Regions from separate parts of the Homo sapiens genome. Here all the other regions are linked to region 1. A link is a contact called in ENCODE Hi-C or POLR2A ChIA-PET data. All regions are on one chromosome and are shown on one strand. The core of a region is the stretch at or near the end of the contact, and the rest is flanking DNA. Distances in the headings are between cores, read along the strand shown. Region 1 overlaps ATXN7 (ataxin 7). Region 2 holds the start of PDHB (pyruvate dehydrogenase E1 subunit beta). Region 3 holds the start of ARF4 (ARF GTPase 4).

What was found. Hi-C counts contacts between places; a loop is a spot of excess contacts on that map. ChIA-PET counts read pairs that join two places held with the same protein, here RNA polymerase II (POLR2A). Pooled maps may share reads with other maps.
Region 2: a pooled map shows a loop between it and region 1 (2.3-fold over the local background). The contact joins the promoter of PDHB here to the enhancer-like site in region 1. A Hi-C loop is called at or near these places in 5 of 50 pooled maps.
Region 3: a map with no recorded cell type shows a loop between it and region 1 (19-fold over the local background). The contact joins the promoter of ARF4 here to the enhancer-like site in region 1. A Hi-C loop is called at or near these places in 1 of 37 single-sample maps with no recorded cell type and 10 of 50 pooled maps. POLR2A ChIA-PET finds 5 or more read pairs at or near these places in 1 of 52 experiments (OCI-LY7).

Annotation. Positions count from the first base shown.
Region 1 is chr3:63,920,757-63,924,552 of GRCh38, reverse strand. All of the region lies in intron 4 of ATXN7 (ataxin 7), which reads right to left. Among named protein-coding and RNA genes, the nearest start is that of ATXN7, 59 kb to the right of the region's middle. RefSeq lists an enhancer at 2,453-2,552. Within about 2 kb of position 2,237, at least 4 of the 41 ENCODE cell types and tissues checked have a DNase peak (open chromatin) inside an H3K27ac peak, as active enhancers do; they include OCI-LY7, where a contact is called at or near this core.
Region 2 is chr3:58,431,282-58,435,556 of GRCh38, reverse strand. PDHB (pyruvate dehydrogenase E1 subunit beta) reads left to right here and starts at 1,725. Exons shown (of 10, transcript NM_000925.4): 1 at 1,725-1,789; 2 at 1,873-1,926; 3 at 3,573-3,680; 4 at 3,764-3,826; 5 at 3,929-3,964. The coding sequence starts at 1,748. LOC107986092 (a long non-coding RNA gene) reads right to left here and starts at 1,962. Exons shown (of 4, transcript XR_007095933.1): 1 at 1,315-1,962. RefSeq lists enhancers at 98-707, 1,750-1,969 and a silencer at 1,450-1,689.
Region 3 is chr3:57,595,128-57,598,908 of GRCh38, reverse strand. ARF4 (ARF GTPase 4) reads left to right here and starts at 1,565. Exons shown (of 6, transcript NM_001660.4): 1 at 1,565-1,835. The coding sequence starts at 1,769. ARF4-AS1 (ARF4 antisense RNA 1) reads right to left here and starts at 1,120. Exons shown (of 2, transcript NR_132370.1): 1 at 858-1,120. It also overlaps a transcript of PDE12 not described here. RefSeq lists enhancers at 542-1,247, 762-1,321, 1,342-1,591, 1,602-1,671, 1,862-1,911 and 4 more.

The sequences.
Region 1 (3,796 bases), core at 988-3,487:
GTTTCCTTACTGCCTCACTGAAGAGTCCTCCTCGCCCACCCACCACCTCACTGTGGAGGGACCCAAGGCTCAGCCCTTGGCCCTAATGGATTCTTTATTGACACTCCTATATTAGGAAACAAACCTAGGTCCCACGACTTTCCATGTCCTCTGTATGTTGAGGATACAGACTGACCCAGTCTCCACCCCAGACTGCTCCACCATGCTCCAGATTGTGTATTCAACTGCTGACACCACAGCCGCACATGAATGCCCACTAAGTACGTCAAAAGCAGTGTGGCCAAAATCAGAGCTGCTGACCCTAAGTCTCCCACATTCGCCAGCATTCCTCAGTTCATTAAGTGGTACCATTCAGTTGCTCAAGCCCCAAATCCCAATTCTTATATTTCTCCCTCATCCACATCCAATTTTTCATCAAATCATGTAAACTCCACCTCCAAACGTATCCTGAACAGGATAACCTCTCTGCATTACCACTGCCATTAGCAAAGTCCAAGCCACTATTACCTCTAACCTGGTCAGCCAGTCCCTCCACATATTAGCCAGTGATCTTAACATGAATTAGATCATTCCCTTGCTGAAGCTACCCCTAACCACCAACTATCCCCCCAACTTTCATTACACTTAAATCCAAATTCCTTTCCTTGGCCTCTACAGTCTAACCTTGTCAGCATTATTTCCCTACATTCCTCCCCCTTCCCTTCTCAGAGTGCCCCTTCCAGATGATCTGATGGCTGCTTCTTTCTTTTTTACTTTTTGTGACAGGGTCTTGCTCTGTTGCCCAGGCTGGAGTCCAGTATGCGCAATCACAGCTCACTGCAGCCTCGACCTCCTGGGCACAAGTGATCCTCCCACCTCAGCCTCCTGAGTAGCTGGGATTACAGGTCACCATGACCAGCTAATTTTTTTTGTAGAGATGGGGTCTCACTATGTTGCCAAGCTGGTCTCAAACTCCTAAACTCAAGTGATCCTCCCGCCTCAGTCTCCCAAAGTGCTAGGATTACAAGTGTGAGCCACCACGCCCAGCCTGTGGCTACTTCTTTCTCGGCATTCTGGTCTCAGCTCAAATGTTAAATGCTTAGAAAAGTCTTCCTTGATCATGTTAGTTAGAATCCCCCTAACCCCAACTCATTACCCTACTTTTGACTTCACAGCATTCAACAGTCCTTGGAAATATTTGTGTATTTACTGTATCTCACTTCCCTAGAGGGCTGGGGCTCCATCTGATTTGTGTCACTCTATCCCTAACACCCATCAGAAAACCTGGCACTTAAGTATCTGCTGACCAACTGCCTGACTTGGGAGTTAGGACTGTGCTTTCTCACCTTCTGTGGAGTTGTATCCTCAGACTTTATCTAGCCTAGCATGAGGCCCAGAGAACATGGGATAAAAGCTAAATGAGTGAAGTTAAGGCAAAACAGTCAGAGGATTCTCAAGGCAGTAATCACAAAATAAACAAAATACACTGAGGCCTACTAAAGGACACGGTCTGAAACTGGTCAGAAAGTGAAATGACCAGGTTGGCAAGTTTCAGTTTTGCTTACCAGTAACTGCCCAAAGTAGTTACATAGGTGTCCTTGATCGAGTGTGATTTGCCCTAAGTCCAAATCCTGTAACTGAAAATACAAAATTGGCCCAGAGTGGGATTACACAGAATGATGGCTTCTGTGTTCCATACTTCTATTATTAGTAAAATCTTTACAGTGAGCATGTATTAACTTCTGTAATAATTTTTTCCATTAAAACCAATCTTCCTATATAGTTTCCAAAAAGAACAAGGTAATTTAAGTGAAGAACTGCTAAGTTAAATTGGAAATTTCCAAGAACTGAAAAGGCAATTTTCTAAATTCCCTCTACAGGCAGAAAACCCCCATGACTATCACCACACATTAAAAAAATCATGTAAGTAGGATCCTCATTTATCTTTCTGATCCACTCCCCACCTTCATGATGACTTTATTACATTGCCTATAATTTACCTTTTTTGCCCAGAAAAAAGGGGGTTTGAAAAACATTACAAGCAGCAGCATAAAGAAGCACAAACTACAGGCTTCCAGAAGATGAGCAAGTACAACTCTGCATAAGCAGGAAAAAGTAAATACCCACATCATGCTTCTCTCTGCAAGTCAAAGAGGTGGCTAAAGGAGGAACTAAGAAATGTCACCTCCCACTTCCCATTTTTACTAGAGTCCAAGAAGGCATGAAACTGAGGTTTGGGCATGATTGCTCATGCCTATAATTCCAACACTCCGGGAGGCTGAGGTGGGAGGATTTCTTGAGCTCCAGAGTTTGAGACCAGCCTGGGCAACATGGTGAAACCCCGTCTCTACAAACAAAATACAAAAATTAGCCGGGCATGGTAGTGTGCACCTGTGGCCCCAGCTACTCAGGAGGCTGAGATGGGAGGATTGCTTGAGACCAGGAAGTGAAGTCAAGCCTGCAGTGAGCCATGGATCATGCCACTGCACTATAGCCTGGGCAATACAGCAAGACCCTGTTTCAAAAGAATAAAAAAGAAAAAAAAAGAAAAAGAAAAAAACTGCGGTTCATTTGCTACACTCTGTCATGCCAGAGTTTCCTCTCACTGCCTACACCTTGTGTGCTAAAGCAAAACTGGCATTTCACTTTCTGCTGCTCCTCTGACAGTCCTGGCTGATGACTTGATTAAAGGCGTGCTTGTGACACTGTGCTTTCATTACTGATAACCTGCATTATATCATTTAATTCTCCCAACCCCTATTAGTTACTAGCATTATTCTCATTTTATACCTGAGTCAAGTGAGGCTCAGTAAAGCTATGCGGTTTCCTTCAAATTGCTCACCTACTAGATCTTAGATTTGAGCCCAGGCTTAATTCTAGAACTGGGGTTCCCAGAACTGTCTCTGTGTAAAGCTAACTTCTGCAAACTTGCCATATGGAACCTCTTTTCTGCATAACACCAACCAAGAGCACACAGAAACAGGGTTCCCTGGAACACGCTTTTGGAAATAATGATTTAAAGCTATGGTACTCAAACACCAAAATAGATACTCTTCTCTGCGAAGACCACAGTGCTTTTTCACAATTAAAGGACTGTCCTTTATTCCAAAACAATGTTCTCATACTTTTTTGAGGGGAAGTACATATAAATTGCCAACAACCGTATGTCTGGAGTCCCCAAATTATTTCTGAAACTTTCTTGTTTGAAATATAAAGCCTGGGGACCACTGGTTAAAAGCATTACCTTTTTTTCTGTTGCATGACTGGAGTTCAGGATTATGGAAAACATCTGTATAACCTGGGAGGGAAATAGTTTCTGTTTTAAGATTGTGAATCTAATTGATAATGAACTAGTGCTTTTTCCTTGCCATATGCTTACATATAAGAGAAAAAAACATTTCATGCTAGCAGGGTCTTTATTACAAAGAAGAACAAGAATACTTAATCTAGTTTTACGTTATGAGTGGGTGAAATGCAAAAATCGTTCTCCTTCTTCTGCTCATTTATTATAATCCCTGCTGTACAAGATGAATATAAATGTAACCCTCTGCCTTTTTCTCAAAAGTACAGTAACTCCAACTGCTAAGTCTACTAACAGGCTTCTTTTTCTTAGAACTTCAATCAAAAAATACTTTAATAATCAGAGGGGCACATTTATTAGAAATACTGCAATAAAAACTTTCAACAACAATGTGATTAAAAGCAATCTTGCACTGAAATGCTATTTAAATAGTGAAATTTCACTTCTCCCTTTCTAAAGGAATTTTTTTTAATGGCACAAATCCCAGATGATTGTGTTTGCTATCTGCTGCAACCT
Region 2 (4,275 bases), core at 476-2,975, 5.5 Mb after region 1:
CCCACTGCACTTCAGCCTGGGTGACAGAGTGAAACTCCATCTCAAAAAATAAACAAAAATACACTCTTACTTCCCCAGCTCCTGGCACTTACACTGCCCCAGGCTCCTCCCTTACCCCATCTATCCATCCAGCAATGACAAAAATCCAAAATTTTCCTCTGCTCTTCCCTAGCACTTACAGCATTCCTATTGATTCTAGCCCAAATAGATCTCAAAACTGTCCCCCTCCTCTCCATCTGGAAGTTGCCTCCTAGTCTGCCTCTGTTGCTGCCACAGACTTCCCAGCATCCGCCTGTTCTGCCTTTGCCTCCACCCCCTCCCATTCCCAGTCAGCAACCTACTGGAAGTTGCAAATTCCTAATTTGGCAGCCTGCAGCTGTGATCCATAGAAGGGAATGTTTGGAATGTCTTGGGGATGGGTGGAGACTGGGTGCTCAATTGTCCCATCTGACCCCCAAGGGCCAAATTAAGACTAATGAGCTTCCAGAGGTTGTCCCTATGGCCAAGTGTTTGGCACCTCCCCATAAGGGAGGAGACCACCCCTCATATTGTCTTATGCCCAATTTCTGCCTCCAAAGAAAGAAAAAGTAAAAACTAAAAGGCAGAAATGAAATCCACAAACAGACAGCCTGGTGCCACACCCTGGGCCTGGTAAAGATCGACCCCGACCTAATCGGTTATGTTAACTATAGATTACAGACATTGTATAGAAAAGCACTGTGAAAATCCCTATCCTGTTCCAGTCTAATTACCGGTGCTTGCAGCCCCTAGTCACATACCCCCTGCTTGCTCAATCAATCATGACCCTCTCACGCACACCTCCTTAGAGCTGTGAGCCCTTAAAAGGGACAGGAATTGCCCATTCAGGGAGCTCGGCTCTTGAGACAAGAGTCTTGCCCATGCCCCTGGCCGAATAAACCCCTTCCTTCTTTAACTCGGTGTCTGAGGAGTTTCGTCTGCGGCTTGTCCTGCTACATCCATAGGGCCGCCCTTCTCTAAAGTTGTTGTAACCTTCCCCCAAGCAGGAATCCACTTCTGCTTTAGGAAGCAGTGGGAAAAAGACCATGCTTTAGAGTCAAGACAGTCCTAAATTAAAATATCGGCTCATTTAATCAATTTCTGCTTCAGTTTAACCGTCTTCAAAATGGAGATAATAATAACACTAATTACCCAAGTGGGGTACTGTGAGAATGAGCTATACAGCACATATCTCAATGCTTGGCTCACAGTAGGTGCTTAATGCAATCAATGAAAGCTATGATGTGCATTATAAGGAATCAACAGACAGCACTGTCCAGGGAAGACTAGACTCACTCATGAAGTGTTAAGTTCCCCATCAGTAGAGCGTGTGCAAGCACTTCTTGGTGCCCAAAGGATTCCAGCACCCACAACAGGTTGGCCTAACTCTTAAGGTCTCTCCAGCTTCCAGAGATCATGCTCCTCAGGGTCTGACTTCTAGTCCCCACGCTTCAAGTAACACCGACCAGGCACGTGTGCCCAGCGTGCACCCCGCCTGTCGGTCACCGCCTACTGTCAATAAAGTTGATTTGAGGCGGCTCCAGGCAGAGGGGCACGGCCACCCACACGCCACCTCAGCCCGGCCCCGCGGCCCCTCACCCGGTGGGCGGGTGGGCGGGTCACGCAGCCGGCGCGCCTTGCCATTGGCCCGCGCCGGTGGAGGCGGGGCCTGCTCACGTCTGCCGGCCCCTCTGTTGTCGTTTGGCAGCGGATAGAGGACACGACCAAGATGGCGGCGGTGTCTGGCTTGGTGCGGAGACCCCTTCGGGAGGTAGGCAGCAGCGCGCGGCCTGTATTCCCACGCGACCCCTGCCCACCCTGCGTCCCGCCGTCATCTTCCTCTCTCCCTGCCAGGTCTCCGGGCTGCTGAAGAGGCGCTTTCACTGGACCGCGCCGGCTGCGCTGCAGGTAACAGGCGCGGGTGCTCGTCGGACGAGGGCGGGGAGGGTCCCCCCTTCTCTCGGGAAGGAGGCCGGAGTCGCGCCTGCGCTGTGGCCTTCCGGCGCCGTGGGCCTTGGGTTTGCGGAGCCAGCATCCTCCGTGGAGCTCCTGCTGCCTCTGTCGCCGCCTGGCAATTAGCACACCGGCGAGTCACCACCTCACAGCTGGCTGGGCAATGGGGGAAAACTAAGACTAGGCGTTTCCTCCCTCACTCCATGTTTTTTTCTTTAAATTGCAGCAAAATAGACCTAACTTAAAATGTACTTTTTAGAAGTGTATAATTCAGTGGCATTAAGTACATTCACCATGTTGTACAACCATTAACCACCATCCATTTCCAGAACTTTTTAATCATCCCAAGCAGAAACTGTCCATTACTCGGTAACTCCTCATTTCCCTTCCCCAAACCCCTGGTAACCCCTGTTGTACTTTTCTGTCTTTATGAGGTTGCCTATTCTAGAACTTCTTATAAGTGGCATCATTTGTCCTTTTGTGTCTGGCTTATCTCAGCGTAATGTCCTCAAGGTTCATCCATGTTGTAGCATGCGTCAGAGTTTGATTCTTTCCTAAGGCTGAATAATATATATATGTATATTTTTTTGAGATAGTCTCCCTCTGTCACCCAGGTTGGAGTGCAGTGGCGCGATCTCAGCTCACTGCAACCTCCACCTCCTGGGCTCAAGGGATTCTCGCGCCTCACACTCCTGAGTAGCTGTGATTAGATGCCGGTGCCACCACACCGGGCTAATTTTTGTATTTTTAGTACAGACAGGGTCTCACCATATTGCCCAGGCTGGTCTTGAACTCCTGGCCTCAAGTGATCTGCCTGCCTTGGCCTCCCAAAGTGCTAGGATTACAGGCATGAGCCACCTCGCTCAGCCCGACATTTTCTTTTTTTTTTTTGAGACGGAGTTTTGCTCTTGCTGCCCAGGCTAGAGTGCAGTGGCACTATCTCAGCTCACTGCAATCTCTGCCTCCTGGGTTCAAGCAATTCTGCCTCAGCCTCCCGAGTAGCTGGGATTACAGGCACCCGCCACCACACCCGGCCAATTTTTGTATTTTTAGTAGAGAATGGGTTTCACCATGTTGGCCAGGGTGGTCTCGAACTCCTGACCTCAAGTGATCCACCTGCCTTGGCCTCCCAGAGTGCTGGAATTACAGGTGTGAGCCACCGTGCCTGGCCTTGTTTTGTCTATTGTGAGTAATGCTGCTGTGAACATTGATGTGCAAGTATATGCTTGAATCCCTGCTTTCAATTATTTGGGGCATATACATAGAAGTGGAATTGATGGATTGTATGTTAATTCTCCTCTCCTTCCTTTTTTTAACTAGATTTTACCATTCATTATATTAAAAGAGCAACTCCTACATTCTGGATGCAAAGTATTTGGCAGTACTTGGCACCTAGTGAGCACTCAGTACATTAACACATGCAAAGACCAACTATGTGTAATAGAAATGTTACTTTTAGAATTCTTTGAGTTTTTAGAGAGAAGCTTGTTCTAGTGTTTTTATATTGTATGCTGTGGGCAGCCTAGGTAAATATAAAGGAAGAAAATCTTAGTTGAATCCCAAACAATTCTGTATTGACTGTTTTTGCATACCTGTGACAGGTGACAGTTCGTGATGCTATAAATCAGGGTATGGATGAGGAGCTGGAAAGAGATGAGAAGGTATTTCTGCTTGGAGAAGAAGTTGCCCAGTATGATGGGGCATACAAGGTAACTAAAATATATGAAAGTTATACAAAATTGAGGTCACTGTTACCCCCAGATACACTTAAGGGATCAACTCTTAATTGTAGGTTAGTCGAGGGCTGTGGAAGAAATATGGAGACAAGAGGATTATTGACACTCCCATATCAGAGGTAAGCCTTCCAGTGGGAAGCAGACCCTGGAGGGCATGTCTGTTAGTGTCCATTATCCTCATTTTTATGGATTTTCACTTATGTTTATATTTTACTTTATAGATGGGCTTTGCTGGAATTGCTGTAGGTGCAGCTATGGTATGTAATACTCTTTATGAAACTTATCCAAAGACATTTCTTGTTTTCTTTTTTTTTCTTTTGAGACAGAGTCTCACTCTGTTGTCCAGCCTGGAGTGCACTGGCACCATCTCAGCTTCCAGGTTCAAGCAATTCTCCTGCCTCAGCCTCCATAGTGGCTGGGGTTACAGGTCGCGCCACTGTGCCTAGCCAATTTTTGTGTTTTTAGTAGAGATGGGGTTTTACCATGTTGGCCAGGCTGGTCTTGAACTCCTGGCCTCAAGTGATCCGACCGCCTTGGCCTCCCAAAGTGCTGGGATTACAGGCGTGAG
Region 3 (3,781 bases), core at 316-2,815, 6.3 Mb after region 1:
AAGCTTCCAAAATGCAATTTTGAGTTATTCAACTGCTAAGCAACTCTTTACATGTATCTCCAATGCAAAGGAGGGTACTTCTGAGTAAAGAAGTTTTTGGGGTTTTTTTGTTGTTGTTGTTTGTTTTTTTAAGACAGTCTCGCTCTGTCGCCCAGGCTGGAGTGCAGGGGCGCGATCTCCGCTCACTGCAACCTCCGCCTCCCGGGTTCACGCCATTCTTCTGCCTCAGCCTCCGGAGTAGCTGGGAGTATAGGCACCCGCCACCACGCCCGGTTAATTTATTCTATTTTTAGTAGAGACTGGGTTTCACCGTGTTAGCCAGGATGGTCTCGATCTCCTGACCTCGTAATCTGCCCGCCTCGGCCTCCCAAAGTGCTGGGATTACAGGCATGAGCCACTATGCCCGGCCAGAAGTTTTTGCTTTTAATTGCCCAGGGCCACTCCTAAGAAATAACAGTCTCTGAAGGGTAGATAAGGTAGTGCTACCAAGAGAAGCGTTACTCAGCAAGCCTTCAAAAATATAAAAATAACTTACTGTTTCTGAAAGTTTGCAAGTTTTTCTTATTCAACCCCATCCTATGGAAATATACCAGTTGGAATAAGCAACTACAGAACCACATAGGACGGCACTACTAGAAAAATAGATTAAATCTTTATCCTGGCAATGAGTCTAATACATTTATCATTGCTGTGAATTTTAAAAGGTGTAGCAGGCCGGGCGCGGTGAGTCACCGCGCCAGGCCCGATCATAAACACTTTTAAAGTGAAGAGGCTTTCCGCTTCCTCAACATAAGGAGTAAATCTTTAATGCTGCTTCTAGGAAAAAAAGTACAAGAAAAGCAAGACTTCCTCCTTGCCTTCTCTTTAAAAAGCAACAGCCGATGAACACGTGTTGGAGCGCTCTCGCCTTGACAGAATTAGAGATCTTCAGAATCACTTGGCGTGGTGGTCGAAGCGTCTAGCCCTAGCTCATTAGGGTGCCACAGTTTCTCGGCCCACAAGTCAGCTTTTAACCACTTTTCTCCGCAAAAGACCGGACCGGTCTTCATGCGTCAACTAAAGCAAGCGTCTGGTCCCGTGTGTGAAACGTGTAAGTTCATGGCATCAGGGAATACCCATCGCGCGTACCGTAATAGAAGAGGGCGAGGTTCCTCACCTAACCCATAATGCTCAGCTCGCCTTTCCGGAAGCAAGGACTATCACCCCGACAATACCTTCATCCGGGCGGAAGCGTCTCACCCTGAGTCTGATTTGGCAGTGACGAAGCGAGGTATTGTGGGACTTTGTCCGTCTCCCAGTACGCATGTGCCTCAGCCGGCCTCTCCCGGCTCCTGGGGCCACGTCCGGGCGGTGGCGCCGTCGAGAGATGCTCGTCAGCGAAACTGGCCAATCCCCTGCAGGCGCAAGCGCAGTGGCTCGGGCGCACCGGAAGCGCAGGGGGATGGGGCGGCGGTGACGCGATTCTGTCCGCGTTGGAGGGGCCGGGCCGCTGCTGGAGTCGCCGCGGCCGCCGCGTGACGTGGCACAGCCAGAGCCTAAAGGCTAGAGCCGGAGCTGCCGCGCCAGTCGCCTAGCAGGTCCTCTACCGGCTTATTCCTGTGCCGGATCTTCATCGGCACAGGGGCCACTGAGACGTTTCTGCCTCCCTCTTTCTTCCTCCGCTCTTTCTCTTCCCTCTCGTTTAGTTTGCCTGGGAGCTTGAAAGGAGAAAGCACGGGGTCGCCCCAAACCCCTTCTGCTTCTGCCCATCACAAGTGCCACTACCGCCATGGGCCTCACTATCTCCTCCCTCTTCTCCCGACTATTTGGCAAGAAGCAGATGCGCATTTTGATGGGTGAGTGAGGGGCTGCGAGTCAGGCGGGACCTGGGAAAGGCAGGGTCTCCACAATTGGGGTGGCCTCTGGGCCTGTTTTTTTCCTCCGCCCGCTGTGGTGGGGGAGGGGCGCCGGGTCGGGGGTCGGAAGGAATTCTTAAGGGGGAACAATGGAGCGGAGGGTGAGCGATCCCCCCCGCCCCCGATCTGTCGCCAGACGAGACAGGGACAGGGCTTCGGGCAAGATTTCTTTCTGGACTCGGCTTTTTCTCCTTGATCTTATTGAAAGCTGGACAACATTGGGCAGAGATGTGGGGAAAGCCAACTCTGGGAAGCAAACACTTGGCGAGGCCCTTTCTGGGGGTGCGATCTGCATACCTTCTTGCCCGGGTGTGGACAGCGGTCAGGAGGGAGGCAGAGCAACTCCAGCCTTTTCCCTCCCCTTCTGCGTTTCGTGTACAGTCCCTGCATACTCCATTGGTATGTAAGCCAGCGGCCACCCGGAGCCTGGAGCCGCCCGGGGCAGGAAGTTGCGGTGGCCAGGGAGCACCCAAGGTTTCCGAAGAGTCTGGAGTCCTTCAGCGCTCACTTTGCTAAACTTGGCCTTGCGCTGGATTCCGTTTCAAGTTTTTCGCTCCTTGTTAATCTCATTCTCCGAAAACTGAGCTTATCTTCTATTTCTTTGACTATTTTCAAAAACTTTAAATGTGTTTGGTTTATTCTCCTAGGTTTTTAAGCTTATTTTTAGGCGGTCTAAGGTCTAATGCAAAAAAATTTTAGAAACGAATTTTTAAAAAATACCTGATAAATTTTCAAGTAACTGAACATCATGACGCTGAATTTTATGGTAGTCTTGTTAAATAGTAACTACAATTTTTTTAAAATTTCTTTTTAGAAAGTTGACTTTTTAAAAACTACTTTTTAGGGGGCGTGTTTTTGCTCAGCTGAGGGAGAAGGGCTGTCAGTTGGCTGAAGTAAGCAACCGCTCCCGGTTACTGTAAGCAGTCTACATCACAGCTGAGCTCCATGGACTAGAATAACGCTGAAAGAAGCCCCTCTAACTTTGAACGTTGAAACTTGTTGGTTCATTAGCTTGTTTTCTACCGGAGGAGGTTTTATTTTTCTCTTCCTTTTTTTTTTTTGCAGACGGAGTTTTGCTCTTGTCACCCAGGCTGGAGTGCAGTGGCGCAATCTCGGCTCACTGCAACCTCCACCTCCCGGGTTCAAGAGATTCTCCTGCCTCAGCCTCCCGAGTAGCTGGGATTACAGGCATGCAACACCACGCCTGGCTAATTTTTTGTATTATTAGTAGAGACGGGGGTTTCACCACGTTGGCCAGTCTGGTCTCGAACTCCTCACCTCAGGTGATCCACCCACCCAGGCTTCCCAGAGTGCTGGGATTACAGGCGTGAGCCACCGCGCCCGGCCGGAGGTTTTATTTTAGAGCTGTACTACCATCAAAACTTGCAAACACAAGCTTCTGTAATATTTCAAGGTATATAAAGAGTAACAGTATATACATTGGCTCATGTTTATTTTCCTCTTAGCGTACTTACACTTTGTGAATCAATTGTTTATGAGTCATTCATAAAGTATTTTTTCTTTCAAAGTTTCTTAGATTTCCTTTGTCAAGAGGACAGAATTATTTTAGGAGGGCAAGCATATTTAAGTTTTCAGTGGCTGAAAGTTGGCAGTCTGAAAAAGGATCGGAAGTTAATGGGAGGACTTCGGACTGTGATAAATGAATTTCCAGTCTGTTCGTTAAAGAGATTTAACAATATATGGTTATGTTCCAGAACACATAGTATATTGGTCTTTTTACTTAAGATTTATTGTAAATGAATTGCTATTTTTCAATTCCTTAGTCTTTTGTGATTGATGAAAGTATCAGAGGGGCAAGGAATATAGAAGTATGCTACCAGCATTTTCATATATTTACTATATTGGGAGGCATTTCCCTCCACCCC